Regions from separate parts of the Homo sapiens genome. Here region 1 is linked to region 2. Evidence: chromatin loops called from intact Hi-C (ENCODE). Cell type or tissue: HepG2. All regions are shown on one strand. Each heading gives the region's core, and the rest is flanking DNA. Links, peaks and the distances in the headings are about the cores only.

Region 1 (16,365 bases), core at 4,324-12,323, 120 kb before region 2:
GCAAACCACAGCAGCCCTACAGAAGAGGGACCCGACCATTGAAAGAAAAAAAACAACAAACAGGAAGCAACAACAATAGCATTAACACAAAGTTCCCACAAAAACCTCATCCAAGGGTCAGCAAGCTCAAAGATCAAACTAGACAAACTCATGAAGATGAGAAAGAATCAACGAAAAAATGCTGAAAACTCAAAAGCCAGAGTGCCTTTTCTCCTTCAAATGATCACAACACCTCTCCAGCAAGGGTGCAGAACTGGACGGAGGATAAGTTGAACAAATTGACAGAAGTAGGCTTCAGTAGATGAGTAATAACAAACTCCACTGAGCTAAAGGAGCAAGTTCTAACCCAATTCAAAGAAGCTAACAACCTTGATAAAAGATTACAGGAGCTGCTAACTAGAATAACCAATTTAGAGAGGAACATAAATGACCTGATGGAGCTGAAAAACACAACACAAGAACTTCGTGAAGCATACACAAGTATCAATAGATGAATCGATCGAGCAGAAGAAAGAATATCAGAGTTTGAAGACCATCTTGCTGAAATAAGGCAGGCAGACAAGATTAGAGAAAAAAGAATGAAAAGGAATAAACAAAACCTTCCAGAAATATGGGACTATGTAAAAAGACTGAACCTACAATTGATTGGAGTACCTGAAAGAGATGGGGAGAATGGAACCAAGTTGGAAAACACACTTCAGGATATTATCCAGGAGAACTTCCCCAACCTAGCAAGTCAGGCCAACATTCAAATTCAGGAAATACAGAGAGCACCATTAAGATACTCACAAGAAGATCAACCCCAAGGCACACGATGATCAGATTCTCCAAGGTCAAAATGAAGGAAAAAAATGTTAAGGGCAGCCAGAGAGAAAGGCCAGGTAACCTACAAAGAGAAGCCCATCAGACTAACTAACAGTGGATCTCTCAGCAAAAGCTCTATAAGCCAGAAAGGGGGCGGTGGTGGCAATATTCAACATTATTAAAGAAAAGAATTATCATCCCAGAATTTCATATGCAGCCAAACTAAGCTTCATAAGTGAAGGAGAAATAAAATCCTTTGCAAACAAGCAAATGCTGAGGGATTTCATCACCTCCAGGAGTGCCTTGCAAGAGCTCCTGAAGGAAGCACTAACTATGGAAAGGAAAAACCAGTACCAGTCACTGCAAAAACACACCAAAATATAAAGGCCAAAGACACTATGAAGAAACTGCATCAACTAGTGTGCAAAATAACCAGCTAGCATCATGATGACAGGATCGAATTCACACATAACAATATAAACCTTAAAAGTAAATAGACTAAAGTCCCCAATTAAAAGACACAGATTGAAAAATTGGATAAAGGGTCAAAACACATCAGTATGCTGTATTCAGGAGACCCATCTCACATGCAGACACACATAGGCTTAAAATAAAGGGATGGAGGAAAATTTACCAAGCAAATGGAAAGCAAAAAAAAAAAAAAAAAAAAAAAAAAAAAGCAGGTATTGCATCCTACTCTCTGACCAAACAGACTTTGAACCAACAAACATCAAAGAAGACAAAGAAGGGCGTTACATAATGGTAAAGGGATCAATTCAACAAGAAGAGCTAACTATCATAAATACATATATGCACGCAATACAAGAGCACCCAGATTCATAAAACAAGTTTTTAGAGACCTACAAAGAGACTTAGACTCCCACACAATAATTGTGGGAGACTTTAACACCTCACTGTCAATATTAGACAGATCAATGAGACAGAAAATTAACAAGAATATTCAGGACTTGAACTCAGCTCTAATCAAGTGGACCTAATAGACATCTACAGAACTCTCCACCCCAAATCAACAGAATATACACTCTTCTCAGTGCCACATGGCACTTATTCAAAAATTGACCACATAATTGGAAGTAAAACACTCCTCAACAAATGCAAAAGAATGGAAATCATAACAAACAGTCTCTCACACCACAGTGCAATAAAATTGGGACTCAGGATTAAGACACTCACTCAAAACCACACAACTACATGCGAAGTGAATAACCTGCTCCTGAATAACTTGTGGGTAAATAATGAAATTAAAGCAGAAGTCAAGAAGTTCTTTGAAACCAATGAGAACAAAGAGAATGTACCAGAATCTCTGGGACACAGCTAAAGCAGTGTTAAGAGGGAAGTTTATAGCACTAAATGGCCCCATCAGAAAGCTAGAAAGATCTCAAGTCAACACCCTAACATCACGATTAAAAGAGCTAGAGAAGCAAAAGCAAACAAATCCAAAAGCTAGCAGAAGAAATAACTAAGATCAGAGCAGAACTGCAGGAGATAGAGTCATCAAAAACCCTTCAAAAAATCAGTGAATCCAGGAACTGGCTTTTTGAAAAAAATTAGCAAAATAGATAGACTGCTAGCTAGACTAATAAAGAATAAAAGAGAGAATAATCAAATAGACACAATAAAAATTGCTAAACGGGATATCACCACTGACTCCACAAAAATACAAAGTACCATTAGACAATACTATAAACACCTCTATGCAAATAAACTAGAAAATCTAGAAGAAATGTTTTAAATCCAGGATACATACACCCTCCCAATACTAAACCAGGGAGACGTCGAATCCCTGAATAGACCAATATCAAGTTCTGAAATTGAGGCTGTAATGAATAGCCTACCAAAAAAAATCCCAGGACTAGGCAGATTCACAGCCAAATTCTACCAAAGTTACAAAGAGGAGCTGGTACCATTCCTTCTGAAATAATTCCAAACAATAGAAAAGGAGGGACTCCTCCCTAACTCATTTTATGAGGCCAGCATCATCCTGATACCAAAACCTGGCAGAGACACAACAAAGAAAGAAAACTTCAGGCCAGTATCTCTGATGAACATCGATGCAAAAATCCTCAATAAAATACTGGCAAACCAAATCCAGCAGCACATCAAAAAGCTTATCCACCACGATTAAGTCAGCTTCATCCCTGGGATGCAAGGCTGGTTCAATATATGCAAATCAATAAATGTAATCCATCACATAAACAAAACCAATGACAAAAACCACATGATTATCTCAACAGACGCAGAAAAGGCCTTCGATAAGTCAACATCCCTTCATGTTAAACACTCTCAATAAACTAGGTATTGATGGAACATATCTCAAAATAATAAGAGCTGTTGTCATAAATGACAAACCCACAGCCAATATCATACTGAATGAGCAAAAGCTGGAAGCATTCCCTTTGAAAACTGGCACAAGATAAGGATGTCCTCTCTCATCACTACTATTCAACATAGTATTGAAAATTCTGGCCAGGGCAATAGCCAAGAGAAAGAAATAAAGTGTATTCAGATAGTAAGAGAAGAAGTCAAATTGTCTCTGTTTGCAGATGACATGATCCTATATTTAGAAAACCCCATCATCTCAGCCCCAAAACTCCTTAAGCTGATAAGCAACTTCAGCAAAGTCTCAGGACAGAAAATCAATGTGCAAAAATCACAAGCATTCCTACACACCAACAATAGACAATCAGAGAGCCAAATCACGAATGAACTCCCATTCACAATTGCTACAAAGAGAATAAAATACCTAGAAATACAGCTAACAAGAGATGTGAAGGACCTCTTCAAGGAGAACTATAAACCACTGCTCGAGGAAATGAGAGGACACAAACAAATGGAAAAGCATCCCATCCTCCTGAATAGGAAGAATCAATATCGTGATGTGTATATAACCCGCTTTGGCTATCTTCTTCGTTTTAACTTCCATAAAATATTTCTTGGGAATGAAATACTCTAAATATTGAGGTACCATGCTTTCTTTTTTTTTTTTTTTTTTTTTTTTTTTTTTTTGAGATGGAGTCTCGCTCTGTCGCCCAGGCTGGAGTGCAGTGGCGGGATCTCGGCTCACTGCAAGCTCCGCCTCCCGGGTTCACGCCATTCTCCTGCCTAAGCCTCCCGAGTAGCTGGGACTACAGGCGCCCGCCACTACGTCCGGCTAATTTTTTGTATTTTTAGTAGAGACGGGGTTTCACCGTTTTTTAGCCGGGATGGTCTCGATCTCCTGACCTCGTGATCCGCCCGCCTCGGCCTCCCAAAGTGCTGGGATTACAGGCGTGGTACCATGCTTTCTTTGTGGCAGTTTATAAGGTTCATTTTTCTCCCCAGATTGTCACATGGCAAGTGATTGAGATCATTAGCCAACTAGGTAAGTTTGTCTTTTGCACAATGAACTTCATCAACTAATGTGCACAGATTCTATCATTCACATAAAAATATATTTGGAAAGTATGATTAATGACATTAAATTAATCTGAGACACACATTTGTAAATATTTCATCAGCTCTGAAATCAAGATACATGTTATAATTACTGGCTTGCCATATTTAATTGGCAGCATTTAAAAAAATTTAGTGACACATAAAACAAAGGTGTAACTTATATTCAATATGGTACCATGAAGTGAATTAACTGCAGTGTTAATGTTCTACAAACCTGATTAGATCTGACAGATACATTTTTGACTAAATGATCTTAACTACTTGGAGTATTTTCCCCCTGTAATTTATTGAAAGCAAATTCAGAACAAAGTTGTTTTATTATATGTTTATCCCAGAAACCTCATATTGATTCTTGATATCAGGTAGGGAAGATTTCTCTTCACATTTATGTGTTACCACCACCCTCCCCACCTAAGACTTGATGTCTTTCATCTCCTTTAATCGGGTTTGTGCTCTTCTTGTCCTTTTAGTTTTCAGTTATCTCCATATCACTTCACATGCCCATTCTCCTGCTCTTGCAGCTACAAAATCAGTTAGTTTCCTATTTATCTCCCATTTCAGTTATCAGAAAGCTACTTTCTAGTCTTGCCCCTCCTATTTGCTTCACATTTCCTACTATTTTCTTGATTTGGAAATGGGATTATAAGAAATGCCTTCCCAATGTATCTCAAAGTGTTTTTGTGAAGATGAAGTATGTGAAAACTCATTGAGAAGTATTAAATTGGATACAAAGAGACCCAGTCCAGTTATGTTATTTGATATTATTTTGACCGCAACTGCTGTAGATGAGGGACTTAGTTTGAGACACTCCCGCTCACTGCTGGGATTCAGGCAGGTTTAGGCTTGTTTTGCAAACTGATGAGATATACCTTCAGAAGCCTATTTACAGGGCCAAGGAGCCACCTGAGAAAGATCCTGAGTTACATCAGTTCCTGGGGTTCCGACATATGTGGGCATGTCTAATAAACTGATGCATCTGTTCAGTCAGGAACCTGGACACTCAGAAACAGATCTGTCCTACATAAGAAGGAGGCTAGCTCGAGTAATTTAACCCAATACCAGTGTCTAGTTGTTGGTGAGGAATAAGAACTCTGAACACAATGTGATGGTAGTCACTCAAATCTGTCCTTAGTCCTGATTCCTGGAAGCTCTGCCACTAGGACAGCAAAGGTTTTAAGTAAAAATATCCCTCTCAGAAAGTTAACTGCAGTCTGAAGACTAAAGAAGGTGGAGGACAAGGAGAGGGAGGAAAAGTTCAAACAGCAATTTAGCAAACACCTTAATGTATAGAGAAAGAACATATGCAATTTCAAATGTCGAATCTCCTCATTTTCCTTCCTACAACCTGGCTGCCTCATATCAGTCTTCCTCACTGTCACAGAGTAATTTTTTTGAAATCAGACTCACTATTTTACTCCCCTGTTAAATACTCATATGTCTCAGCATTTCCAACCAATTTTCAAATTATTTAGCATGTCATACAAAGCCCATCATAAGCATCATAAGCTGTCCCAGACACATTTTTTACTCAAAATAAGTATGATACTGAAAAAGGTGAGAAGCATGAAATAATACTAAGCATAAAAACTATAAAAATTGATCCTGTACTATACTAGAACTACGTAAAACATATTTACACTCAATATAGCCCAAATATAGCCCACATTAAATTTTTTTTTAGATTTCTTGATTCAAACATAAATATTATACCAACATGGCAAACCACATATGTCATCATAAATTTTGCTACTTTTAATTCACAGAGGACTTTAGCAAAATAATACTGGCATTATTGTTCACTTTTCATCTTGGATCAATTTGTTGTGAAAGTGACCTTTTTCCATTGCAATTGTTACCATGAAACACAAAGTAAGATGTGAAACTGCCTCTACCTTAGGCAAAGCTGACTTAATCTTATGAGGATGACATGATAAAAGCCTGATAGTTAAAATACCTTTTGTCTTTGTCATTTTTTTCCCCCGCTGAAGTTAATATCATCATTTTTAGAAAAGCTATTTTTATATTTGCCTTGTGTTGTTTTAGGATCATTGCTGACTACTGTTATTGTTATTTTAGGTATATGAAGTCTCAAAGTAAAACAGGTTTTTATAATTTTCAAATGTGACCCCTATATGCAGTTTATTTTATGCTATTGCATATTATAGAAATTAAGATTTTTCACCAAAAATATTACTTTTAATAGAAAGTGTTTATCACATTCAACAGCAGTCACTTTTTAATCTTTGTAATGTATCTATACATTTTCAGTGAGTATTTTTTCTATTACATTAAGCTTAGCTATATTGGCAATATGTTTCTTTTAACATTCCAAGAATGTTTGCTTATACACTGGGATGTTTGCAAATGTCTACATATAAGCAAAGGGTTATCTACAAATCCAGGTACAAGTTTCAAGACCCCTCTCTCAGTAACGTGTCAGTCAGAATTTTTTATTTGTTTGAAAGGGAAATAATTATAATGGAAACTAAGCTTCACAAAAATGGTGATTTTTTTTTAAGAATCTGGGCAGCTCATAAAATGGAAAGAGGGGCCATCTGAGAACCTCCAGAGTCCCCAGAAACCCTCCCTGAGCCGCCCATTCTTCCCCTAGGGAAGGCCTAGTGACCATTACAGAAGACCCTATCACCTCCCCTTCCCAACTTCCTCAGACAGTTCTCTCCCTCAGTTCCCACCATTATCTTGTAAAGCCTTAAATTCCTCACATCTTTCTGTTGCATCTTTATCAACACTTCCCTATTTCAACTTTCCTCTCCTTTTGCCTAGACTGATAGAATAACCTTCCTACCTTCCTTCTTTTTGAAAAATTTTCTATGTGATAAGTGAATATTCCCAGCTGATACCGGCATCATCAATAAAATAATTATTTAACTATGTATTTACTGAGTGACTATTATGTAGTGACATTGTGCTGGGACCCAAAGATTAAACAGAAAAATCATAGGTGTTCAATGATACAGAGGATAGAGGTTCAGTGATAGAGAGGAACAGTAATTAAATTCTTACACAAAGAGATTGTAGCAGAGCCTGCTACTTGTCCTCCAATATAATTTATTTTGTCTTCCTTGATAAATGAACTTTCATATGGGTATAATGAATACTCCATTTCCCAGACTCCCTCATTATTGGAAATTATCACACTATTACAGGAAAGGAGAGTTTGCCCGTCTTGTCTCCTACTCTCTCCCTGCTGGCAGGCATGTGTAACTGATGGCTATCTAGGATGGCACACAGGAGGACTGTGCCTGTGGGATGGTTGAGTAACAAGACAGAAGCTGTGTCCTTGGATGACCTCATGCATCAAAGCTGCCCTGCCAGCCCTGGGACAGCCTACCTACAGGCTATTACACTAAGAGCAGTAAGCTTCCTTCTTGTTTAAACCTCTTATTTAAACATTGTTATCTGAGGTCTGTATTACATAGACTCTAACGAGGGGGAGTGTGTGTGTGGGTGTGTGTATATATATATGTACACGAATGTTAGTTTGTATTTACAAACTGTAACTTTTTGTATTTACAGTCTGCAACTTACAGACTGTAATAAGTTATAGGAAACATTGAAAAGAGGAATCTGATCTACTTAGGAAGATCAAGATGTCAATTCAGTTATTAAAAAACTGAAGAAGGCACAAATAAATGGAAAGATATCCTATGTTCATGGATTGGATAATTTAATATTGTTAAAATGTCCATACTATCAAAAGCAATCTAGATTCAATACAATCCCTATCAAAATTCCAATGTGACTTTTTGCAAAAATAGAAAAAACAATCCTTAAATTTGTGTAGTAATACAAAGACTGCAAATAGCTAAAACAGTCTTGAGCAAAAACAATAAAACTGGAGGCATCACACTGCTTGATTTCAAAATATACTACAAAACTGTAATAACCAAAACAGCATGATAGTGGCATAAAAACAGACACATAGATCAATGAAATAGAATAAAGAATCCAGAAGTAAACCAAAACAGTTACAATAAATTGATTTTTGGCAAAGGTGCCAAAAGCACACAATGGTGAAAGGACAATGCACTCAGTAAATGGCACTGGAAAACCGGTTATCCACATGCAGAAAGATGAAATAAGGCCCTTATGTTACACTATTCCCAAAAATCAACTCAAATTGGATTAAAGATCTAAATGTAAAACCTAAAACTATAAAACTACTAGAATAAAACTTAGGGGAAAAGCTCCATAACACTGCTGTTTGGGCAAGGATTTTTTGGCTATGACCCCAAAAGCTCAGGCAACAAAAGCAAAAATAGACAGATGGGATTGCATCAAACTAAAAACGTTCTGCCCAGCAACCAAAAAAAAAAAAAAAAAAAAAAAAAGAATTAACAAATTGAAGAGACAACCCACAGACTGGGAAAAATATTTTGCAAGCTATACATATATCTGTTAAGGGGCTAATAACCAAAATACATAAAGAACTCTTTCACTCAATAGTAAACAAATAACTTGATTAAAATATAAGCAAAGGACCTGAATAGACACATCTCAAAAGAAGACATATGAATGACCACAGGTTCATGAAAAAAATGCTCAGCACCATCTCATCAGGGAAATGCAAATTAAAACCACAATGTGATATCGCCTTATGCCTGTTAGAATGGGTTTTATCAAAAAGATGAAAGATAAGTGTTTGCAAGGATATGGACAAAAGGGAACCCTGTACACTGTTAGTGGGAATGTAAGTTAGTGCAGCCATTATGAAAAACAGTATGGAGGTTCCTCAAAAATCTAAATATAAAACTATCACACAGTCCAGCAATCCCACTTCTGAGAATACATCCAAAGGAATTGAAAGAAATATGTCAAAGCGATGTCTGTACTCCCATGTTCAATGCAGCATTATTTACACTAGCTAAGGTATGGAATCAAGTGTCAATCAACGGATGAATGGCTAAAGAAAATGTAGTATATTTACACAGTAGAACACAACTCAGCCTCAAAAGAGAATAAAACTCAGTCATTTAGGACAACATAGGTAAATCTACAGGACATGCTAAGTGAAATAAGCCAGGCACAGAAAGACAAATACTGCATAATCTCAATTATATGTGGAATTGCAAAAAAGTTGAACTCACAGAATTAGAGAGAAGAATGGTGGCTATCAGATTCTGGGGTAAGGGAGTGAGGGAATGGGGAGTAAATAACTGGTCAAAGGATACAAAGTTTCAGTTAGACAGGAGGAATAAGTTTTGAGATCTGTTGCTCAGCAGGGTATGTATAATCGATAATAATGTATTGTATATTTCAAAATAATTAAGAGTAAGTTTCAAATGTATCAATAAAAAAAGTTAAAAAGTAAAGTGATAGATATGTTGATTAGCTCAATTTAATCATTCCACATTGCATACATATATCAAAACATCACATTGCACTTCATAAATGTAACATAATTATGACTTGTCTATTAAAAATTTGCTTTTACATTTTAAAAACAAAAGAACACATTACAGCAATGTATAGTCTCTGTTAAAGTCCAGGTTAAAACTGCCAGGTGCATTTGAAGTTTTTTTGAGTATTTTCCATAATGGCAATTTTTCAAAAGGCAATTATTAAAGGTGGAATGTGCAAGCATTAAAGCTATTTTTTTAATTACCTAGTGCCTATGAAGTTCCAGGCACCTTTTTTTCCCCTAGATGTTAGGAATGAATGTACAGTGAACAAAGCAAAGTCTTTGTCCTCATAGAGCTTATGCTTTACTGCATAAAACAAGCAATCAATCCATCCATAAATGGGTACAAATATAGTAAGTAGTGACAATGCTGAAAAAAAAAGCAGCATAAGAGGAGAGTGACAGGCTGCTGTCTGAGATAGGGCTGTAAAGGAAGCCCTCTCAGAGGTGGTGGTGCAATTTGGGCACAGACCTGGATGAAGGAAGAGAGTGATGATTTTGGTAATGATCTGGGGAAAAGATGTCCCAGGAAGAGGAAACGGGCAGTGCAGAGACTCTGCCACAGATATGCAGCTTAAAATGTGAAGGAATAGCAAGAGGACCAGTGGGAATGGAGCTGTGTGAGCAGATCAGCTTTAAATAACAGAGCTAACGAAACTTCACTGAGCATGTGATTTTTTGTTGGTTCAGCTGATTATGATTCACATTTTGCAATCTTGAAAAAATTGCTTAGAGAAACAGAAGAATACCATAGAGAAGAATATTTTGAGTTTAAACAGATTAGAAATTTAAAACAATGGATTGCTAAATAATGTTCAAACTCTGCCTTGACATGTTGCTTACGATTATTATTAAACTCTGCACAAAATATTGTGGCATAGGTTAAATGAAATACATCATTCAACATATAAGTGTCTTGAGCATCAACCTTCTGTATTTCCTTCTTCCATACCTTTCCAGGTTTTAGTTTGGTTGGTAATAGACACAAGAAGCACATTCTTCCCAATACCGAGGAAGATGAGTCACCTATTTTCCAGGAGATGATAATAAAGGCAATATTTAGGAGAAAACATATGCATAATGCAATTTCAAGAATTGGGAGACAGAAGTCCCAGCAGAACCAGTGATAAGGCCAGAGTCCACGGGTGACAATGATTCCAGAGGACTTTGGGAGTAAGAACATGAGCTCTTTCTGCCAACCCTCTCTCACATCTCCTTTCTCCTCCTATCAATAACCTTCAGTAAATTAGAGAATTTCCAGATAACAGAAAAGTGGATTTAGCAGAATTCCCTAGCTTCTTATGACATTCACAAAATTAAGACTGTTGTGTGGATTTTTAAAATTAGATTTTTAGCATAATCTTTTAATGAAAATGTTTTTAAGAGCCCTCTAGAATAAATATTTCCTGAAATATTCTGCCTAGAGAAAGATTTGGGGAAATAGTAGCTGCATACCATATTACTGCCAACACTCTCCACCCTTCTTCTACCTGAAACCACCTGGAGATCTTATGGCAGATTCTTGTTCTTGTGGAATGAGTGATTCAAACGATAGCTCCCATTGTGTTATGAAAGTGCTTCTGTAAGAGATGCAAGCAAAGCACCTTTTCAAAGGAAAGTCTTTAACTTTCCTTGAAGACTAAGGAAAAGGTGCTTAACCTTAACAGTATGGAAAATTTTTAGGAATAAAACACATTTCGATGCCAAAGTCAATAATCTCATCTTGAAATACAAATGGATTAGCATATATTGGTGAATTAATGGAACTTGGGATTTTCATTCTTTAAGAACAGATGGTAAATATGTATTGCCAGTTCATTCTAGCAACTGGCTCAGTAAACTCCAATGCAGCTCCTTTCAACATCTTACTAAAATATCAAAAGACAGAAAAAAGATAAATGCCTCAAATCACACAGAAATATATAACTATCAGGCAGCCCATAAATTGAAGCCAGTGAACATCATTTGCTGTATTCGGAATTGTTTTTCTAAACCTAGCCCTATCAGTCCTACAATTGTTGTCTATTCCTCCAAGATTACAGTGTTAGGCTGCCTATAGTTATATCAGATAGTTTTGTGTTTAGATTCAACTGACACAAAATTCTACTAAGCCAGTCTTGTTTGCTGAGCCTTCACAATTTACAGGGCAAAGAAGTAGATGCTGCAGAGAGAAACACAGTTGCAGAAAGGCAAGGAGGCACAGTGACTGCCTGCTCCGTGGAAGATGTCATTTTCTGCTAATTCCACTCCAATGGCAGGAGGCAGAAGCAATGCATGAGAAAGACTCTGGTCAATTATGGCCTCAAGGAGGAAAGGTCAAGGTTCTACTAATCCTGGAAGGAATAAGCCACAGCACTCAGGATAAATATTTCAGGACTCTGTTATAAACACACTGTAGATTTGAATTCTAGCCTAAACAAGGAGTTTTCCTAGAAAATGTTTTCTAAATAGTCAAAGTCCTGTAACTTTGTTTTCTAAATATTCAATGTTTATGACTTAGTTTTCATTCTGCCACCACTTCACTCTGCCAACTTGGCAGGACAAGTTGCTTAAACTCTCAGCATCTTTACAGTTGGAAGTATCAGGTTGCTAAACTTTCCCTAAAGTGTTGGAAAGACTCTATTATTATAACTGTGTATCCTAAGACAAGTCCTTTAATACCTGTGTTTCTGTTTGCTGACCAATAAAATGTGAATAAGAAACATTTGCTGAATTTACCAAGTTTTAGAAAGAATTCAACTAAAATCATAGAAAATGCCTTATAAGATGTATTTTAGCATTAGGAATACTATTTCTAACAAGAGATTAACTGCCATCCAATAAGGAATCACAATTCTCTATAACCATAACTTTCCACAAAAACCAATGTTTACACAAAAAAGGCCTTTCCTATAAGTTTTAGTAAAGCAGAAAACTCGCTTTTTTTCTATCTTTTCAAGTGTTTAAGTGAAGAACATTTAATAATTACAACATTTTTTAAAATGGCAAACTCGTAGAAAGACCTTTTTATACACAGAAGTCATTCTCTAATTCAGAGTTTTCCTGACCACAATGTCAGTTAGGCTATTCATCTGTATTTGGTTATACCTTCAGTTTATTTCACTAGAACCTTATCTTTTATTATTTATAGTTCTGTATCATCTGGTCGCTGCCTGAGTGTCTGAAAGGATTAGTGTAAATTGAGTTTTATGAATCAATTTTGGCTGTAAGTGCTTTAGATTATCTCATAATTCACTTCATGAATGTATTTCCTAATTCACCTATTTGCAAGCTGGAAAATTGTTAAACTGGTTTTCTTAAAGAGATGTGACATGGCACAAAGGTGAAATTGATAGGAAAGACATATCAGTAATTGAGACTCTTTGAAAAATGTTTCTTATAGCAAAACAGACACACACATGGAAAATCACATTGTCAGTTTTAGCCATTTAGGGGGAAAAGCAACTCACCATTTTAATCAGAAATGTCAATGGTATATGCTTTTACGATAACTTTTGAAATTTCAAGTTCAACTGTTATTTGTTGATGTGAATACTGATGTAATACTCATCTCTGTTTCTGTAAAAGGAAAATATGATCCATTTTGCAGATGTCTACCATAGAAAATAAGCTGCTTTAATAGAAGGGGTGATCCACTGAAAGTTGAGTTAGTCAAGATTAACAAGTAAGCATTTGCCTCCATGAGTGAGTTACTGCATGTCTCACTTTGTTGATGTTCTTCATTATACTTATTATCAATTTCATAGGAATATTTAATAACATGAATAAAATATACTGTTCAGAATAAAAGGAAAAGTATCTTTCAAATAAAGACAAGATTCAGTCTATAAGATTCATAGATTATGGAATAGAAGGATTAATGAGTGGCATATTGTATTTACATAATGTCCCCTGTTTCAAATCACCTTTTTATTTAATCTTTGATTAAAAGATCACAAAATCCCTGTACATGCCTGGTACTTTCCATATGAGAATGTCTTCCAATAAGGAAAACTCATTAAAATATGACTTATAAACATAATGTTGATGGGGTTATGCTAACTTCTAACTCAGCTGGGAAACTGCCAACTTAAAATGCAATTATGAAATATAAGCTATAAAACTGACTATGGTAATGCCAATAATTTGGTAATTACAAGAACATTTGCAAGTGGATACTGAAGAATGTGTTCCAACAATATAGATCAGGGGAGAAGTACTCTGGCTAATAATACTATTCTAGTTCATTATAATTATTTAAGGTATAATTCATAATACATAAAGTAATATAAATCATTCCACTAATTTATTTTGACCCTTTACTTACCAAATAACATCATCTGAAATTGATTTTTTTTCTTAGTTGTTCCTAAGGCAAAGACGATGCACCAATCAACAACACAAGACTTCTAGGTTACCATTGCTGCAAATAGTAACTAATCTATATATTGCTCTATAAAGAGGCTTGTTATCAGTTCACTTAACACAGACTAACCCTCTTCCAAGACAAAAATGTCATCGTGGTGAGTTAATAAAGTCAAATTAATTAGAAAGCAAACCCAAGACTGTTTAAGATCTTGGTAAGGACTGACTTTCCCATTGTTGCATTCCCAGACCCTGTGCAAAACAGTAGAATGGCTTTTACCTATATATTAAAACATATTTTTCTGTATACAAATTATATAAGGGTTTAATAATAACTAAGGAAACTTGAGACATTTAAACTTACTTTCCTTTATTCACTCTACTTTTTTTTCCATTATTATTTTTATGAAATCATGTACAAATAGCTTAAGATGTAAAATGCAACACAAGGCTACATTTTTTAAAAAGAAACTGAAATTTTTTATTTTATATTAAGTATTATATTAATATATTAATATATATTTTATATATATTTTAAAACTCTAATTTACTGTGAGATCACAGTAAAATAATGCTATCATTTAAAATCAAGACACTCCCTGCTATCCTTGGGTGAAATTGCCAAATATTTGTACAATCATTTTTACTTATTTTTCCATGAGCTGGTTAACAGGATTGTGATGGTTAATATTGAGTGTTAACTTGATTGGATTCAAGGATACAAAGTATTGTTCCTGGGTGTGTCTGTGAGGGTGTTGCCAAAGGAGATTAACATTTTAGTCAGTGGACTGGGAGAGGCAGACCTACCCTTAATTCAGGTGGGCACCATCTAGCATGAATAGGATAAAAGCAGGCAGAGGAACGTGGAAGGGCTAGACTGACCCGAGTCTTCTGGCCTCCATCTTTCTCCCATGCTGGATGCTTCCTGCCCTTGAACATCAGACTCCCAAGTTCTTCAGCTTTTGGACTCCTGGACTTACACCAATGATTTGTCAGGGGCTCTCAGGCTGTCGGCCACAGACTGAAGGCTACACTATCAGCTTCCCTACTTTTGAGGTGTTCAGACTCAGACGAGCTTCCTGGCTTCTCAGCTTAGAGATGGCCTACTGTGGGACTTCACCTTGTGATTGTGTGAGTCAATTCTCCTAATAAACTCCCCTTCATATATTCATCTATCCTATTAGTTCTGTCCCCTCTAGAGAACCCTGACTAATACAGATTTTGGTACCAGTGATACAGGAGTTATTAAGAAATGATTTTTAGGCAGATAGTAAGGGTAAATGTTCTCAGTAGAAATTTTCTTGTAATTAGAAACAACCACCCCAACCATCTCTTTTCTTTTTATTATTATTATTATTATTATTATACTTTAAGTTCTGGGATACATGTGCACAACATGCAGGTTTGTTACATAGGTATACATGTGCCATGCTGGTTTGCTGCACCCATCAACTCGTCGTTTACATTAGGTATTTCTCCCAGTGCTATTCCTCCCCCAGCCCCCTACCCCCAACAGGCCCCGGTGTGGGATGTTCCCCTCCCTGTGTCCATGTGTTCTCATTGTTCACCTCCCACTTATGAGTGAGAACATGCAGTGTTTGATTTTCTGTCCTTGTGATAGTTTGCTGAGAATTATGGCTTCCAGCTTCATCCATGTCCCTGCAAAGGACATGAACTCTTCTTTTTTATGGCTGCATAGTATTCCATGGTGTATATGTGCCATGTTTTCTTTCTTCAGTCTATTATTGATGGACATTTGGGTTGGTTCCAAGTCTTTGCTGTTGTGAATAGTGCCGCAATAAACATACATGTGCATGTGTCTTTATAGTAGCATGATTTATCCTTTGGGTATATACCCAGTAATGGGATTGCTGGGTCAAGTGGTATTTCTAGTTCTAGATCCTTGAGGAATCACCACACTGTCTTCCACAATCCAACCATCTCTTTTCTAACAGAAAAACCTGCTTGAAAAGCCTGGCCAGCAAGCTTTGATATGCAAATGCTGGCCTTTAGAAACTGGTTTCACTCAAAATGGTAATTCCCACCACCTTCTCCTTATCACCAGAGGTACCAAATATCATGGCGACCGCCAGATAACACCATGTGTTTGGAACATAATGGCAACCCACATTTGCATTTTAAAGGGCTAAGGTGGGAGGGCCAGGTTTTTTGCGGGCTACGTAAATGACACACCTGGTCAAACCAATCCCCTGGGCCCTATGGAAACCAGACACTGCCTCCTCCAGCATCCCAATATAAGCAGCCACTTTTCAGCACACACGGAGTTTTCTCTTTGTTCATATCCCCCCTCCCGCTGTCTCTGTATGGCAGAGCTGTTT
Region 2 (16,365 bases), core at 3,845-11,844:
TGCTCAGTACTTGGCTACAGTCGCCCAAGGTTCAAAGTTTAAGTTGAGCGCCTTTATCTACTATATTTCTTTGTTTTCCACTTGGACATTGCTGAAAACTAAAGGAAGTTTGATTTTCTCCAGTTTGAGTGTGTATTGCAGAGAATCTAAAACAGTTCTGAGGGGGTGTGTGTGTGTGTGTGTGTGTGTGTGTGTGAGAAAGAGAGAGAGAGAGGCAAACACAGAGAAAAATACTCTTCTTTGAAAGCTAAGAGAAAAATACCAGATTCTATAGCTCAAAACATTCTATATGATCTCAGGTCATGCTCAAAATTAACCACTGGGTCAGAACTCAAATTCTGTATGAGGCCAGATTTTAAAATAAAATTTAGGTATTTGTCTTAAAACAAAAACCAGGCCACTTTCAAAACTTACTCCAACAAAGACATGATTTCTTAAAGCAGTCTTGAAACGTTCTTTTATTTTATGTATGTTTCAGCTTTTTGGTTAAGTATCTGATTCTTAAAACACAAGTACAATTTGTAGCCTGCAAAGTTTGAAAAGTAATTCTGTTTGAATCAAAAGAGATGTTGATTTGATGACTGCTTTTGTTCAAAACAATCATGTCATAATTTATATGCTGTAATATCCATATCTTAATACTAGATCTCCTGGATAAACTGGTTTTCTCTACTACTTTGATAATTTTATTTTATTCAAAACTTGTTTCTGGATGCAGGAAGTATAGAAAGCTGATATTCTGGTATTATGGGTAAAACTGATGAAGTCAAAATTTTCCCCTTGGTGAAATGACTCTCAGATAATAAACAATGATCTTTCCCTCAGACCACTAGTGCATAGCCACACACATTGTGAGTAATTCCCTAACACAGTAAATTAACAAATGTAACTCAAATGAACTTAACTTGTTAAGAGTGTAGAGTTAATGAGCCTGAAACATCTGAGATTAGTTTAGGAGAGTGAGCTTGGGCAGGATTCAAAGCAACACACTGCATTCCAAATACTAGGAAATCTAGGCCATTGTCACAAGAAAGAGTGGAGCAGGAAAGTCAGCGAGTATGTCAGTATCCACCCATCATCCTTCAAAAAAAGGCAACTAAAAATGGGTAGGTAGAGTTTAAAAGTTATCATAGCTAGATACCTTATGGAAATGAGTGAAGCATTTCTAAGTGTATTGAGCTTGGAAGATACATATAGACATACTTGTAAATTTTGTATTTGTATTTATATTATAGTCTTTATATTAGACTATATATTGAGTCTTTGGTACTCTTATTTTTCATAATTCAGTTTGGAAGTGCATTAAATTTACCTTTGTCCTATCTATTTTTAAAATGCTTACAAAGGAAAATAAAGATAAAAATATAATTATAAGGAAAATTTTATCCTTCTTATATCTTTAAGAATGAACTTTTACATCTTTGTTACCCAGGCTGGTCTCGAAAACTTGGGCCCAAAAAATCCTCCTGCCTCTGCCTCCCAAAGTGCTGGGATTAGAGACGTGAGCCACCACATTTGGCCTGAAAGATTTCAAAGCAAACAATAAAGACCAAAAAAAAAAAAAAAAAAAACAAAAACAAAAATCCTAGTAGAAAACAAAGGAAAATATTTTTTGCAATTTTGAGATGAAAACATTTGTGCAAACAACACAACAAAGCTAGGAATCATCACAGAAATAACTACCAGATTCAAATTTATAAAGCATAAAATATTCTACATAGAAAAAAGTTTCCGTAAGCAAACTGAAGAAGACTAATGAAGTTATTTTAAAAAATATTTGAAATATGTATGACAAGGTAGCAATGTACTTAAGATATTTTTTAAAAACCTATAGAAATTAATGAAGAAAAGAGGACTCCCCAACTGGGAAATGAATAGGTAGAGGTCATGAACAGGCTACTCATAAAACAAGTAACTTAGGATGAGAATCTGGTAAAGGTCTGGAGGATGAGAAATTGGATACAAGAATAAGAAAATGATATGGAAAATGTGGAGAATGGACTTAATATGGAGGAAAGGAAAGGAATTGGGAGAAAAGTCTGGCATAATTAAACTGGAGGCAACCTAGACAGCCTTTAGGGTCTTGGCATGAAATAGACCTGGGTCTGAGTCTTTTCTCTGATGATGACAGTCACATAGCCTTGGCAAGTTGCTGGCTCACATGATTCTTAGTTTCATCATTTGTAATTTTTTTTTTTTTTTTTTTTTTTTTTTTGAGAGGGAGTCTCGCTCTGTCGCCCAGGCTGGAGTGCAGTGGTGAGATCGCGGCTCACTGCAAGCTCCGCCTCCCAGGTGCACACCATTCTCCTGCCTCAGCCTCCCGAGTAGCTGGGACTACAGGCGCCGCCACCACACCTGGCTAATTTTTTGGATTTTTTTTTTTTTTTTTTTTTTTAGTAGAGACGGGGTTTCACCGTGTTAGCCAGGATGGTCTCCATCTCCTGACCTCGTGATCCACCCGCCTCGGCCTCCCAAAGTGCTGGGATTACAGGCGTGAGCCACTGCACCCGGCCTCATCATTGTAATTTAAAGTACAGTTGTGAGGACTGAGCAAAACAATTTATTTGACTCAGTCAACTCTGTCTCACCTATGCATAGCCTGGTGGTTTAGTAAGACTGATTTATGCAACTCTGCCTCCTGCTATGCAGGGACCATCCAGTCCTGGAAGAGCAGACCAGGCCTCTCTGTTCATCTTCATGCCCCGTCGATAAACAATCCTTCCAAGGTAAAAAGCAAAGTGGACATGAGGTTTTCAGATCTGTCTAAGCTGTCTGCTCCAGAAGACAGCTTTGTTGACTAGTTCGTGAAGCAAATGTAGTCAGTTCAACAACCACTTTTTTCCAGGAAAAAAAGCAGGATGGATTTTTTTAGGGCATACAGGATAGATTATAAGCGCATTTGGTCTCTGTTATTTTATGTAGTTTTCTTTTGCAGGGTGGGGGGTTAGCATTTGATTCTTTTTTTTTTTTAATTTGGTCACCTTTTATGTAATTTATCTGCTTTTACTAAGGAGAATAGTCCCTTCTGCTGCAATTGTATTCAGAAATCCCCTTCATTATTCCAGAGATGGAAAGAAGATCATGACAGTAAGAAAGTAAATAAATGCTAAATACATTCATAAAGAAAAATGAAATGTTTCCTAGGAACGAGAGGGGAAAATATAGAAAGAGAAAAAGAAAGGGATGGAGAGGAGGAGAGGATAGCAACCAGTGGTTGCACACAAAAGTTTTTCCGTCAAAGACTGCCACCTGGTGGAATTGTAACTGTGCCTGTTCCTTTGGCCTCAGCTAGTTCTGGAAGGAGTCCAGAGTAATCAGACGCAACTGACCTGCGAGCCTTCAAAGCTAAATAAAAAGCGGATGAATAAATGTCGGTGCATCAGTAGATTCTAAATCTTGACAACACAGAAGGCTTATTTAATTTGATCCCTGTGCATCAGAGGCTTTAAACTGTCATTAGTCAGGCATGCTGCCACTCTCTTTTTGAAGGCTAGTGCTGTTTATTGGGCATAAACCAGCTATATTTCATGTGAGCAAGTGAAAGGAAACAAAATCTCTTGTGCTAAAATAAAGAATAAATATAAATGCTATTGTCTTATCCTGCATAAGCCTTCATGGACTTCTTTTCAAGGCATTTAAATAGTTTTCTTAAGAAAAAGTATATATTTGAAATTTTGACCAAATGAAATAACCACTGACACTTTTTTAAATGTCCCAAAGTGGTTTAAATTAGACAAGATTTTTAAGAGATTAATTCTACCCAGTAAGAAGATAATAATATTGATGGACAGGAATATATGTTCACATTTAATGTTTTCTCTCTATTCTACCAAACATGACAATGAAATTATACATATAAGGAATTTAGCCTTAACTCCATGCCTGCACACTACATTTCTGACTTCAACAAGGATTACTACACTGTATGTCAAAAACATATTTAAATGTCAAAGGCAACTTTGTATTTCTAAGCCTTTGTATTGCCTTCTTATCTGGTAGAGAAAAAGGCAAATAAGATTGGCTTATTTTTTACTTCTGCCCAGAAAAAAAAAAAAATCTTAGAGCTTCCATATTCTCTTTAATTACATTTTCTACCTCTAGGCTCCAAATTTCAATTTTCATTTACAGATTTCTAAGGTTTGCCTAATTTTTAAAGAACAGCTCTCTTTATTCCCATCCTGTGAGTTGAATACTCTGGACTTAGCTGTTTTCATGCCCAGATTTAATGACTGTTCAGCTTTGTGCAAAAAAAAGAACAGGTAAACAGATCCAAGGGGATGCTTTCTCTACTAAACTTATGTCAGTGAAAAGTTAATTGATTAAATTAAAACATTTGACATACTCAAATAAAAAACAGAAGTTAACAGTAAGATTTTCATTTGGGTACCCAACTTAAAAGCTTGACAAGAAACAAGAAATAGGTCCAGTGTGCATACAATACTTATCATTCATTTAGATGAGTCACTTAATATGTTACCAAAAAAAGCAAATTTATTGAGCATACAGACAATAAAGAAATAGTCTGCAAAGCAGAAGAACCAAGGAAGTAAAATTTCATGGTATCCAAGGTACAGAGTTTAAAAAAAAGAAGTACATGCAACTCATAAGTTAAGTAAAATAGACCTGAAAAATGTCCATTAGATATGACAATGAAAGAGCTATTGGATCGAGGGAAAGCAATCTCAATAGAATGATGAAGGCATCCTCTGCCAGGATGCAGTGGATTGAGGAGAAAGCTGGAGGCCGGGCGCGGTGGCTCACGCCTGTAATCCCAGCACTTTGGGAGGCCAAGGTGGGCGGATCACAAGGTCAGGAGATCAAGACCATCCTGGCTAACACAGTGAAACCCCATCTCTACTAAAAATACCAAAAAAAATTAGCCGGGCATGGTGGCGGGCGCCTGTAATCCCAGCTACTCGGGAGGCTGAGGCAGGAGAATGCCGTGAACCCAGGAGGTGGAGCTTGCAGTGAGCCGAGATGGCGCCACTGCACTCCGGCCTGGGCGACAGGGCGAGACTCCGTCTCAAAAAAAAAGAAAGAAAGAAAGCTGGAATAGTAGAAGTGGGAATAGCATTATTACTCTTTGAAAAAAATGTGGATAAAAGAGGAAGACAACAAAAAGGGGATTCAGGGTCCCACACAGGACTTTTTTAAGGACAAAGACCCATGAACATATTGATTTACTGCAAGAAATAATAAAGACAGTGGAAAGACAGCAATAAGGATATGAGTAAGAGAGAATGACTAAAAAGGAAGATCATGCTGGATTTAAGGAGAAGGGGTATCATTCCTCCTTTGTCTGGAACTGGAGCAAAAGTTGGAGGAGATAGTTGCGTATAGGCATACGTATTAAGGTACAGGGAACCAGCACACATCCAGTGACCTAAATGAGGTAAAAGGTAAAGTAGCTGTTGGAACTAAGGAGTGTGCAGGTTGACCACACAGACCAAGGGAAGTGGCAGAGATTGGGAACAGGAAAAGATGCTGACCAAGGAGAGTCCCCTGCGTGTGAGAAGAAGAGAAGCCAATTATCACATGAATCACAAGCTGGGTTTTTTCTGGGTGTCAGAGAAGGAACATGAGTAACTTATTTTCTGTGCCAAAATGATTTCCAGTAATTGTTCACAGAATGAGATGATGGACACTGATACTCTATGGTTGATCTTTCACTTTAAGTACAAGTATACACACCACCTACTCCCCAGCATATTAACATCAACTGTCATCATCATGAATTTGCACCTGCTGCTAAGCCTCATCTCATCTCCACCACTATCAGCCTTCTGTTCTCAAAAATAGTTAGAGGTACATTTGGCAATTTCTTTCTCTTTCTTCCCAACAAAGTTTTGTAGTTTCTTCTGTTCCTAATTTGCCACTTGCAACTCCCCTGGCGTCTCTACAGTTTCTGAAATAATACAGTATCTTCACAATATTAGTATATTCCTTACACTAAAAATATTCCATCCATATTTGCATGTTTGATTATCATACAATAGGCAGATAGTTAAAGGTTGGAGATCCAATTCTAGCCAAGATATTTTTAAGCAGCAAAGGTTTTTTAGATACAGCCCCCAAATTACAAATTATAAATGATAAAAATTGATAAATGTGACTACATCAAAATTCAAAACTCTTGTACTACAAAAGACAATGTCAGAAAAAAAGACAAGCCTCAGGTGTGGAGAAAAAATTGAAATATGTGTGGCAAAAGATAATTTTTTCAAGAAATGGTACAAGAACAATTGGATATCCCTATGCAAAAAAAATGCTCTTAGAACTGTACTTCATATATTAAAAAATTAACTCAAAATGAATTATACTTGATCTTAGCCAAAAGGCCAAAAAGCAATTCAAAATGGATCATATATCTCAATGCAAAGCCCAAAAATTATAAAACTTTTAAAAAGTAAATAAGAAAAAAAAATCCTGGAGACCTTGGGTTAATCAAAGATTTCTTAGATACAACACCAAAAGCATAATCAATGAAAGAACAAAATGATAAATTTGTCTTCAAATTTAAAACTTCTACTATTAAAAGACACTCCTAAGAGAATGAAAAGGCAAGTCATTAACTGGAAGGAAATTTTTGTAAAACATATACCTGATAAAGACTTGCATCTAGCATATGTGAAGAACTGTCAAAACCAAACAATAAGCAAACAAACAGACCAGTTTTTAAAATGGGCAAAAGAATGAACACAAAATTTACCAGAGAAAACATATAGATGGCAAATAAGCATACGGAAGCGTGTCCAACGTCATTACTCATTGAAGAAATGCAAGTTAAAATCAGATATGACCACATACCTATTAGGATGGCTAAAACTAAAAACACTGACCGTATCAAGCATTGCAGAGAATGTGGAGGAACTGGAACTCTCAATCCTGTTGGTAGGAATGCAAAATGGTATGGCTACATTGGGAAATAGTTATATTGTTTCTTAAAAAACTAAATATATACCTACTATATGATCTAGCCATTCTGTTCTTTGGTATTTACCCAAAAGAAATGAAAGAATATATCCACACACACACACACACACACACACAAAAAAAAAAAAAAAACTTGTATAAGAATGTTCATAGAAGCTTTATTTATGATAAGCAAAACTGTGAAGCAACTCTAATGTCCATCAGCAGGTGAATAAATAAATTGTGGCATATCCCTTTAATGGAATATTACTTACCAATGAAAAGGAATAAATTATTGTTACATGCAACAATATTGATGGATCTCAAAATATGCTGAGTGAAAGAAGTGAGCCAATATAGGGTACATACTGCATGATTCCACTTCCATAAAATTCTGGAAAATGTAATCTAATTTACAGTGGCAGAAAGGAAATCCATAGTTTCAGCAAGTTAGCAGGTTATGGAGAAACAGAAGAGATAGACTACAAAGGAGCATGAAGAAAATTTTGGGCTTGATGGGTATGTTCATTTTCTTAATTGCAGTAATGACTTCACAAGTATATACATACGTCAAAACTTATCAAATTGCCTACTTTAAATATGTGTTTATTATATGTTGATATCTCAAAGTTGTTTAGAAATGTCACTGCTACCTGTGCTTTCTTCATAGAAAAGCATAAACAATATAATGAACATCTGTGTGTTAACAACCCAGCTTAAAAATAAATTATTAAAAATATATTTAAAGCTCCCCAAATATACCTTTTGCACTAGGTAGAGGATCTCACTTCATCTTTAGTGAGGAGGACCTGCAGAGATCACAGAATCTCACATTTCCCTTTTGCAAATGTGTACAACAAATAATACCTAGTTCTCATTGCAGAGTAAGAGTCCAGTCATTTCCCACAAATTCTTTTGCCATCTTCACATGATGTCAAGCTCAAGAACTTTCTCTAGGTGGTGGCAAATAGAGAGCCCCTTTATCTAACCACACAGACCTCATCTCAATTCAAAAGAAACATGTTTGGATTCGCTCCAGCACTGCATAGCTAGGGTATTGCTCTGCTCCATGAGCGGCAGATGGGGCAGGATGACTCTGGGCAAACTCAGGTGCATGAATGGCTCTTTTTACTTCCTAGCTGACTGACAAAGGTGGAACAGACCCTCCACTTGTGCTTTATCACTCTCGGCTGTCCATCTTTTCGTGCATTATATATTCTCTGTCGGAAATGACAATGTTTCTGCTGGAAAAGAAAAAAGGAGTTCAGCCTGTCAGCAGTGTAGTGGGAAGTAAAAGCATTTCACAAGTTCCGATCTTATCTTAGCAACTGCTTTTCTAAATATTTTGCAATAGTACAGTAAGAAAGCTCTTTTTCAACAATAATAGAAGAAAGGCCTTTTTCTAAAATGTTATAACCCAAAAACATCAAAGAGTTAATGTCAGGCTGAAATGGGAAGAATATACTCTGCCTTAAAATTAATCTTTAGGAGTAAAATAAGTAGATTCCTTTTTTTTTTTTTTTTTTTTTTTTTTTTGAGACAGAGTCTCGCTCTGTCCCCCAGGCTGGATTGCAGTGGGGCGATCTTGACTCACTGCAAGCTCCACCTCCCAGGTTCACGCCCTTCTCCTGCCTCAGCCTCTCAAGTAGCTGGGACTACAGGCGCCGGCCACCACGCCTGGCTAATTTTTTGTATTTTTAGTAGAGACGGGATTTCACCGTGTTAGACAGGATGGTCTCAATCTCCTGACCTTGTGATCCGCCCACCTTGGCCTCCCAAAGTGCTGGGATTACAGGCATGAGCCATCATGCCCGGCCATAACCAAGTAGATTTCTAAGCAATTATGCCTATTACAGAAAATTTCAGCATGTGGAACTCTCTGGGGCCTCAGAGACCACCATGATCAAGACCCTCACTTTACAATGAAGGAACTGAGGCATGATTGCTTTATTGTCTTCTATTTCGAAAGCATTCTAAATCTCTAGACGGTCACCAGCATATGCCTTTTCAAAACTTTCCAACTATAGAACAGTAAGGTTTCAAGAAAGAAATGGTGGGTGGCTCTCCTTCAATGGAACTAAAGTAAACAATCTATAAAAGCTAAGTAAGTTTTATTCCACTAAGGAACAAACGAACGACTGCTTCTGATCTAAGTTTTTCCAGTTTTCCTGAAATTGATGCAAGAAAAAGAGATCAGTTGCCTACTCTTCTGCCATTTCACAACTTGCACAACACACATGGCCCCATAATCAAGCAACAGATTAATCACGGCTCATGGCATAGCCCTGAATCTCCTCACTTCCATAGGCCAGAAAAGCTGACAGGCATGTTGGTTATGAGGGTCTAATGGGATCAACTGTTAGCAAGATAAACAACCTCTTTATCAACACTGCCATAAAAGTAATCTTCCAACGGTAAATGTGTGATCATGCCTCTCCTTAAAATTCCTTCATAGTTCCCCAGGCCCTCGGTGTAAAGTTTAATTTTCTCTGTTTCTCTTTACAAAGCCCTTCATAACCTGTATCCTTTTTTAATAGCCTTATTGAGGTATAACTAATATACAAAAAAGGTGCATATTTAATATGTATAATTCAATGAATTTGGATGTAAGCATATATCCATGACACCATCACCACAATCATAACAAACATCCATCACTTCCAGAGGTTTCCTTGTGTCCCCATGGGTTTTTTGTTTGTTTTTTGGTTTTGTTGTGTTTGTTCTGTTTTGTGGTAAGAACACTTAACACGAGATTTACCCTCTTAACAAACTTTTAAGTACACATACCATATTATTAACTGTAGGCACTATGTTGTACAGCAGATCTCTAGAACTTACTATGCTTGTGTAACTGTAACTTTATATTCATTGAACCTATCTCTTACTTATCTAAGATCCTTTTCTGTCTTCACTACTATGAGCACCACCATCACCACTCTTCATTCTACCCCTGCACCCTGCATCCCAGACAAATATTTGAAATTCTCCAATCAGGCCTTGTTCACACTTTCAAGGCTAGCTCATCTGGCATTCTCTTCCTTGAATGTGCCTCTCCTCTTCCACCATCCTAAGTCTACCTTGGTAAATGCTCATCTGCAGTCAGCTTCCAGTAGGGTGCACAGCGATCCCCATCTCCTTGTATTCATACCCTTGTGTAATCCCTTCCCTTGTGTGTAAGCTAAGCTTAGTGACCTGCTTCTAATGAACGAACTATGGCAAAAGTGATGAGGTGCCACTTTAGAGATTAGATCACAAAAGACCATGCCTCTGGTCTTGCTCACACTCACTCTCTGCCTCTTCTTCCTTGCTCACTGGGGTGAAGCAAGCTGCCATGTTGTGAGCTGCTCTAAGCAGAAGCCCAAGTGGCCAGAAACTGAGAGAAGCCCCAACTGCCAGCAAGTAACTGAGGCCTTCAGTCCAAAAGCATATGAGGAACCGAATCTTACCAACAACAATGAGTGAGTTTGGGAGCAAATCTCTCCCTGGTCAAGTAGTCAAGATAACTGCAGCCCAGCTGACATGTTAATTGCAGCCTCCCAAAAAACTAAGCAAGAACCACCCACCTACCCCATACCCAGACCCCTGACCCAGTGAAACTATAATAAATTTTGTTGATTGAAGCTACAAAGTCTGGGGAGTAATTTGTTTCCCAGCAATAGATAATTAATATGTTATCTCTTGACACTCAATTAACTAGTATCTGCCAGCCTAGAAAAAATTAACTCCTCTCTTCTTTATAACTAACCATGCCCTGTACTCCTGCCTCTGTCATAGAATTGTCACGCATGTGCTTCTTTGCAGCTTTGTCTCTCCCATTCTACTTGAAGATCTTTGAAATTGGAACATGTCTTTTAAAATTTGTATCCCAAGATCCTAGCACAAAGCATGTTTGTGAATTGATGAATGGAAGTGAATTAAATTATAACTTATTCTCAAAATTGAAATTTTTAAAAGACTGACAAGTCAAATTTGCTTTCTTACAAGTACAGGGAAATATGCTGGGAATTACCAGAATAGCATAAAACCCTCCCTCTTAGAGGTCTCTTTTTTATTCAGAGACAACCCTTTACTGACCATATCATTATCCAGTGTGGTGACTGTTTAAGATGACTCTTCCTGGGTTGGGCGAAAATTCAATTAAAATGGAAATCATTCAAGCTAAACATTCTCAGAAATAAAAATCACCCACTTCACACAATGAGAATCACCTACTGATCTATTTTGCCTCTTCGTAACTGCTCAAAGAAGGTCCCTTCTACAAGGAGTTAGATTGGAAGAATAGGAGGTTTGATGAACACTTCCCCAAGAAAAAGGGCATAGGTTAGAAGTCTAACAGGTATTCTAGTTACTTTTTCAGAAGGAGATTATAAAATATTTTTATATGCTTATTATATATGCTACCTCCTATTTTTTCATGTCTTGATTAATATTACAATGCATAAAATCAAAAGCCCCTAGATTTGTCTTCTAGGAAATGGAGTGTGAGACTTTATGGGCCACTCTATCGTGCTGAGCGACAGAGGGATTGTTTGAGCTGTAGAGAGGCTGAAAATATTAGAGAAGATGGAAAAGAAAGTTAACTTTCTGAGACTGCCTGCAAGAGAAGAAACTAAAAATAATCAACTTCCTGAGACTAGGTATCTTGTCTCCCATTTGTTAACACATCAATCCTGTGCTACAAAGGTAACAATGTCTTCCCATAAGGTGTTGGTCTAGACTTCAGTTCACATTCACTTTCCTTTAAGGAGCATTTATTGAGCAGCTTCCCTGTGCCAAGTTCTCTGCCAAGGGAGGTACCATGAGACATGATGTGGGATGTCCCAGTGGAAGACCCAGCACCCAGAATGAAACCCAAGCCAGTAGCAGCCCTTATATTGAAGGAATTGTTTTCTCTTGATGGTTTTTCTGTACTATCTAAATGTTTTCATTTATATCCCTGTTATAGGAGAAAAAATATTCTAACACAAACAAGATTGATTTTGTCAAGTGTAGGAAACACAAGCTAATGGAATGCTTGAGTTAATGATGCTTCCAACATTAAGGTCTATTTAGTGACATATTTTATGGTTCAAACTGTGCCCAGAGTAATAATATACTCCCTTGTCTCACATTTCTCTACATGAGCACAACATTCGGTAGTGTGGGATTTTAAAATCTAAATAATATCAATATGAAAATTTTGAAACTTCAATTAAATATCTAGGAGCTCCCAAACATACAGATGTTGAGTAGCCATATGCGAACCCCCCCGCCCCGCCCCCACCTGCCTTACACAAATATAATACTAGGCGCTTAACAAATGGTGGTTGATTTAACCTACCAGGGGCTACAGCTGGTGCCTTTCACACACTATCCTAATTTATTGCTTCACCAGTCATGCAAAATAGATGTTAGTACAGCCTCCCCTCGGCTTATGCAGGGTGTTTGTTCCAAGACTGCCCACTTATACTCAAATCCCTGCATACTCAAGTCCCATAGCTGTCCTGCAGATCCCACACATAGGAAAAGTCAGCCTTCAGTATATTTGGTCAATCCACATTTGGTTGAAAAAAAAATCCCCATGTAAGTGGACCCATGCAGTTCAAATCCATGTTGTTCAAGGGTCAACTGTATTTCCAATATGTAATTATCTAATATATATTTGGGCTTATATGTGCCAAAGGGTAACTAGGGGAAGCATTTAATATATGTTTTCATGTATGTATTTATTCATTCAGCAACTCTATTTGAGAGTCTCCTATGATCCAGGGATCAGGTTAACCCCTGAGGATATAACAGCAAACAAACCAAATAGACAGGGCACTGTCCTCATGGAGCACACTTTCCAGGCAAGTGGAGACATCAATAAATAAGAAAACAAAAAATAGCAAGACAATTACAGACCACGTAAGTGCAAGGAAAGAAAATAATTAAATGAAGAGATAAAAAATTTCTGGTGATCAGGAAAGTCACTCTGGGGAGATCTGAAGAACTGAAGTAGACAGTCATGCAAAGACCTGGAGGAAGAGATCCCAGACAGGCCTGGGAAAAAGCCCTGAGCTGGGAAAAAGCCTGGCTTGCTAGATGAGCAGAAAAAATGCCAGGGGTACAATTGTTCAAGGTAAATCTGGAAAGATAAGTGAGAGTTGGGTGGTTCAGGGCTTTATGGTTTATGGTGAGGAATTTTGATTCTATTTTAAAACCACAGGGAAGCACTGAATACTTTAAGCTGGAGTATGGTATGATCATTTGTGTACTTTTTAAAGATGATTCCAGTTGTTGAGAGGGGAATGAACCTTAGATAAGCAAGAGTGGAAGTGGGGAAACTAGTGGGAATATCATTACTGCCATCCAGATTCCTATCATTCAGAGATGGTAGAGGATTGGGGAAAAGGAGGTGGCCATGGCTATGGAGAAAAAAGGATACTTCTGAGATGTGTTGCAGTGGTAGAAACAACAAAGCTCACTGGAGAACTTAATGTGGGAAGCGACCTTATAGGGCTGGCACAATTACTGCCTGTTTATACTCCCTTTACACACAGATAAAGACACTGAAACTGAAGCCTGGGCCCTTGGCCACCGTGCTCCATTCCTTCACACGCATCCCTACTCCTTACCCATAATTTCTTCAGGTAAACTCAGGTTTGTCTCACCTTCTATTCCTGCTCTTGACCATTGGTTTTCAACCAGGCTGTCATGTACAGACATGGATGTTGTGCGCTGCCCAGCTAGAGGAGGCAGGGGACACAGGCTACTGTGTAGGTTTTAAAGATAGGTTTACAAGTTCTTTAATATTCCTCCCTTCAAAGTGCTTAATACTCTTCCTGTCGAGTGTGGGCTGGACTTGGTGATGCACTTCTGGTGAATAGAATACCCAGAAGTGATGACATGTAGAATGTCACTTCTGAGACTAGGTTATAAAAAGACTGTGGCTTCTGTGCCCAGTCTCTCTCTCTCTCTCTCTCTCTCTCTCTCTCTCTCTCTCTCCCCCTCTCCCCCTCTCCCCCTCTCCCTCTCTCCCTCTCTCCCTCTCTCCCTCTCTCCCTCTCCCCCATAACTCAATAGAAAGCCAGACGCCATATAAAAAGGACTCCTGGCCATCCCACAGGCAAGCCCACATGGCATGGAACCAAGGCCCGTCAGCAACCACATCAGGGAGCTTGAGAGCACATCTGAGGCCTCACAAAAAGCCACCATAAATGAGCTTGGAAGAAGATTCTCCCCTAGTTCAGCCCAAAGATGACTCCAGCACCAACCAACAGCTTGAATACAACTACATGAGAAACCTAGATATCTGACCCATGGAAACTATGAGATAATAAATATTTTTAAGCACCCCAAAGAAATCATTTGGGGTGATTTGTTACACAGCAATCGATAACTAGTACAAGTATCATGTGAATGGTTCCTGGAGTTATGCAGTATGGTGGTCCTCTTTCCCCCTGCCCCTCATTGCTGCTCCATTACTGTGTCCCCTGCCTTAGAACTATCCCTCAGCTCCAGAGACTAGTCTTGGACTTTTTATTCCAGTTCATCCTTAATCACGTTCCGGGATAGGATCCCCAGTCTCTGTCCACTGACTTTATATCCCTTACCCATGGGCACGAAGTGCTTCACCTCCTTCCATCTGAGGCTCAAGAGATGATTCTGGCTAGGCCTGCATTATTTTTATATATTTGCCTGGATTAAACAAATACGGATAAAAAATTTTAATTTTAATATTTCTGTTTATTCCTAGTAAAAGATACTGTCAAACCATTTTCAGAGGAATAACTGTATCAGAATCTCTGGGGTGCTCTACACACATACAAATTTCTGTACCCTAACACTAGAGAGGCTAACTCAGTAGGTTTCAGTTAAGTCCAGAAAGCTGTATTTTTAAAGAGCTCCCATGTAATTCTGAGACCTAGCCAACTTTTGTAAACTCTAGCTTAGTATTTCTCTCCATCTTGCTATAAAAACAAAGCATGTAACCGGAACCAGAAACTGGGTTTCCCATGTCTTCTTCAATGAATCTCTCACACACATACATAATAAAGTCTATATTTTACCTCTCTGCATTTTATTGACAGCAGTAACTTAATTACATTTGATGAATGTCTGCAAAGATGTAGCAATAAGGATATATTAAATTTATATGAGACCTTTGTACTTTTAGGAAACTGGGACTCAACTTGATGCAAGTTAGTACTTGGAACATATAAATTTATTTTCTGTAATCTCACTTTTGCAGTAAGGACTTTCATTGGCATCTTAGCTCACTCTGTGGAGAATGTGAAGAGCATCTCAATAAATTAAAAAATGACAGCTTTAGGTTTATCAATGATTGAAGCTGCAAAACTATGAGCTAAAGAAAATACAGCAAAGCAAAAATAGAGCCATTTATTCTGTTAGAGTTAAATTCAGGGAAGCAGGGCAGTCAGCAAAAATGCCAAACTCAGTCAAAGACGCTACTGGAGAGGGTTTCTGGTAGGAAGAAAGGAAACTGCAGTTTTCTAATTAACACTGCAATGAATACTAAAAATGACCTTAAAATGGACCTTAAAATGTATTTTAATGAGTTTTTGGCAGGGACTGCCGATGAGCCCTTTTTCATAAGTGAAGGGAAATGTCTTAAAATTAAGCAAGGCTTATGATCATCATACTGGAATCATATTTCAGGGAAATAAAGCCTTTTGCTGGAAGTTAAACAAAAGGCCCAGTAGGAATACTAATCAAGCTTGTGTCTTATTCTAATAATTCTAAAGGCAGATTCCTGAAGTATAAATGTTATAGCATCACACACACACACCCCACTTCCTATTCCACATCTACCTAATTGTCTGCTTCACTGTCTTTCCCTTTCTCTCCAATCGTTCTTCAGGTTCTTTGCCAAACCCAATTATATTAAAATATATACAAGTCTCTTCCGTATTTTCTAAAGCCTTTACTTGCCCTAGACATCTAGTTTAATATAGTATCTGCTACTAGTTTTCCACTAAAGTACCTTCACCTCCGAAGATAGAGAAAAATACTGCAGCTCACAATCCAATGCCCAGAGCAAACCATGCCCTGGAACACACACCCCCATGGCAGTTCCTCCCCTTTACCTCTAGAGAGCAGCTCCTACCAAAGCAGCCAGCCAACCATGTAATCACCAAGGGGCTCATCTTGCCCACTGCCCAGAAAAGCCAATGCACTTTTTTGCACCAAAAAAATAGTTTAATTAATGTAATGCAGGGCTAGCCAAGTGGAAAATAAAATTTATTACTCAAATCAGCCTCAAGAACTCAGAGGCTAGGGTTTTTATGGATAACCTCGTGGGCAGGGGGCTAGGGTGCTGCTAATTTGTTGGGTATGAAATCGTAGGAGTGTGGAAAACAGTCCGTGTGTGCTGAGTCAGCCTCTGGGTGGGAGCCACAGTACCAGCTGAGTCATGAGTCATGGGTCCAGGTGGAGTCAGTCAGTCTTCAGAATACAAAAGTCTGAAATACA

What was found. Peaks named below come from ENCODE experiments on the same cell type or tissue, not always from the same donor. Only the 100,000 strongest peaks of a DNase experiment are listed, where the experiment ranks them.
Region 1: it touches region 2 in a loop (4-fold over the local background); 8 of 110 quality-filtered maps call a loop at or near these places.

Annotation. Positions count from the first base shown.
Region 1 is chr9:32,129,367-32,145,731 of GRCh38, forward strand. No RefSeq gene overlaps it. Among named protein-coding and RNA genes, the nearest start is that of ACO1, 250 kb to the right of the region's middle. In HepG2, for the core only: a CTCF peak has its summit at 7,448; a DNase peak (open chromatin) is centred at 7,565.
Region 2 is chr9:32,248,385-32,264,749 of GRCh38, forward strand. No RefSeq gene overlaps it. Among named protein-coding and RNA genes, the nearest start is that of ACO1, 130 kb to the right of the region's middle. In HepG2, for the core only: no CTCF peak of the experiment used is centred there; a DNase peak (open chromatin) is centred at 8,027.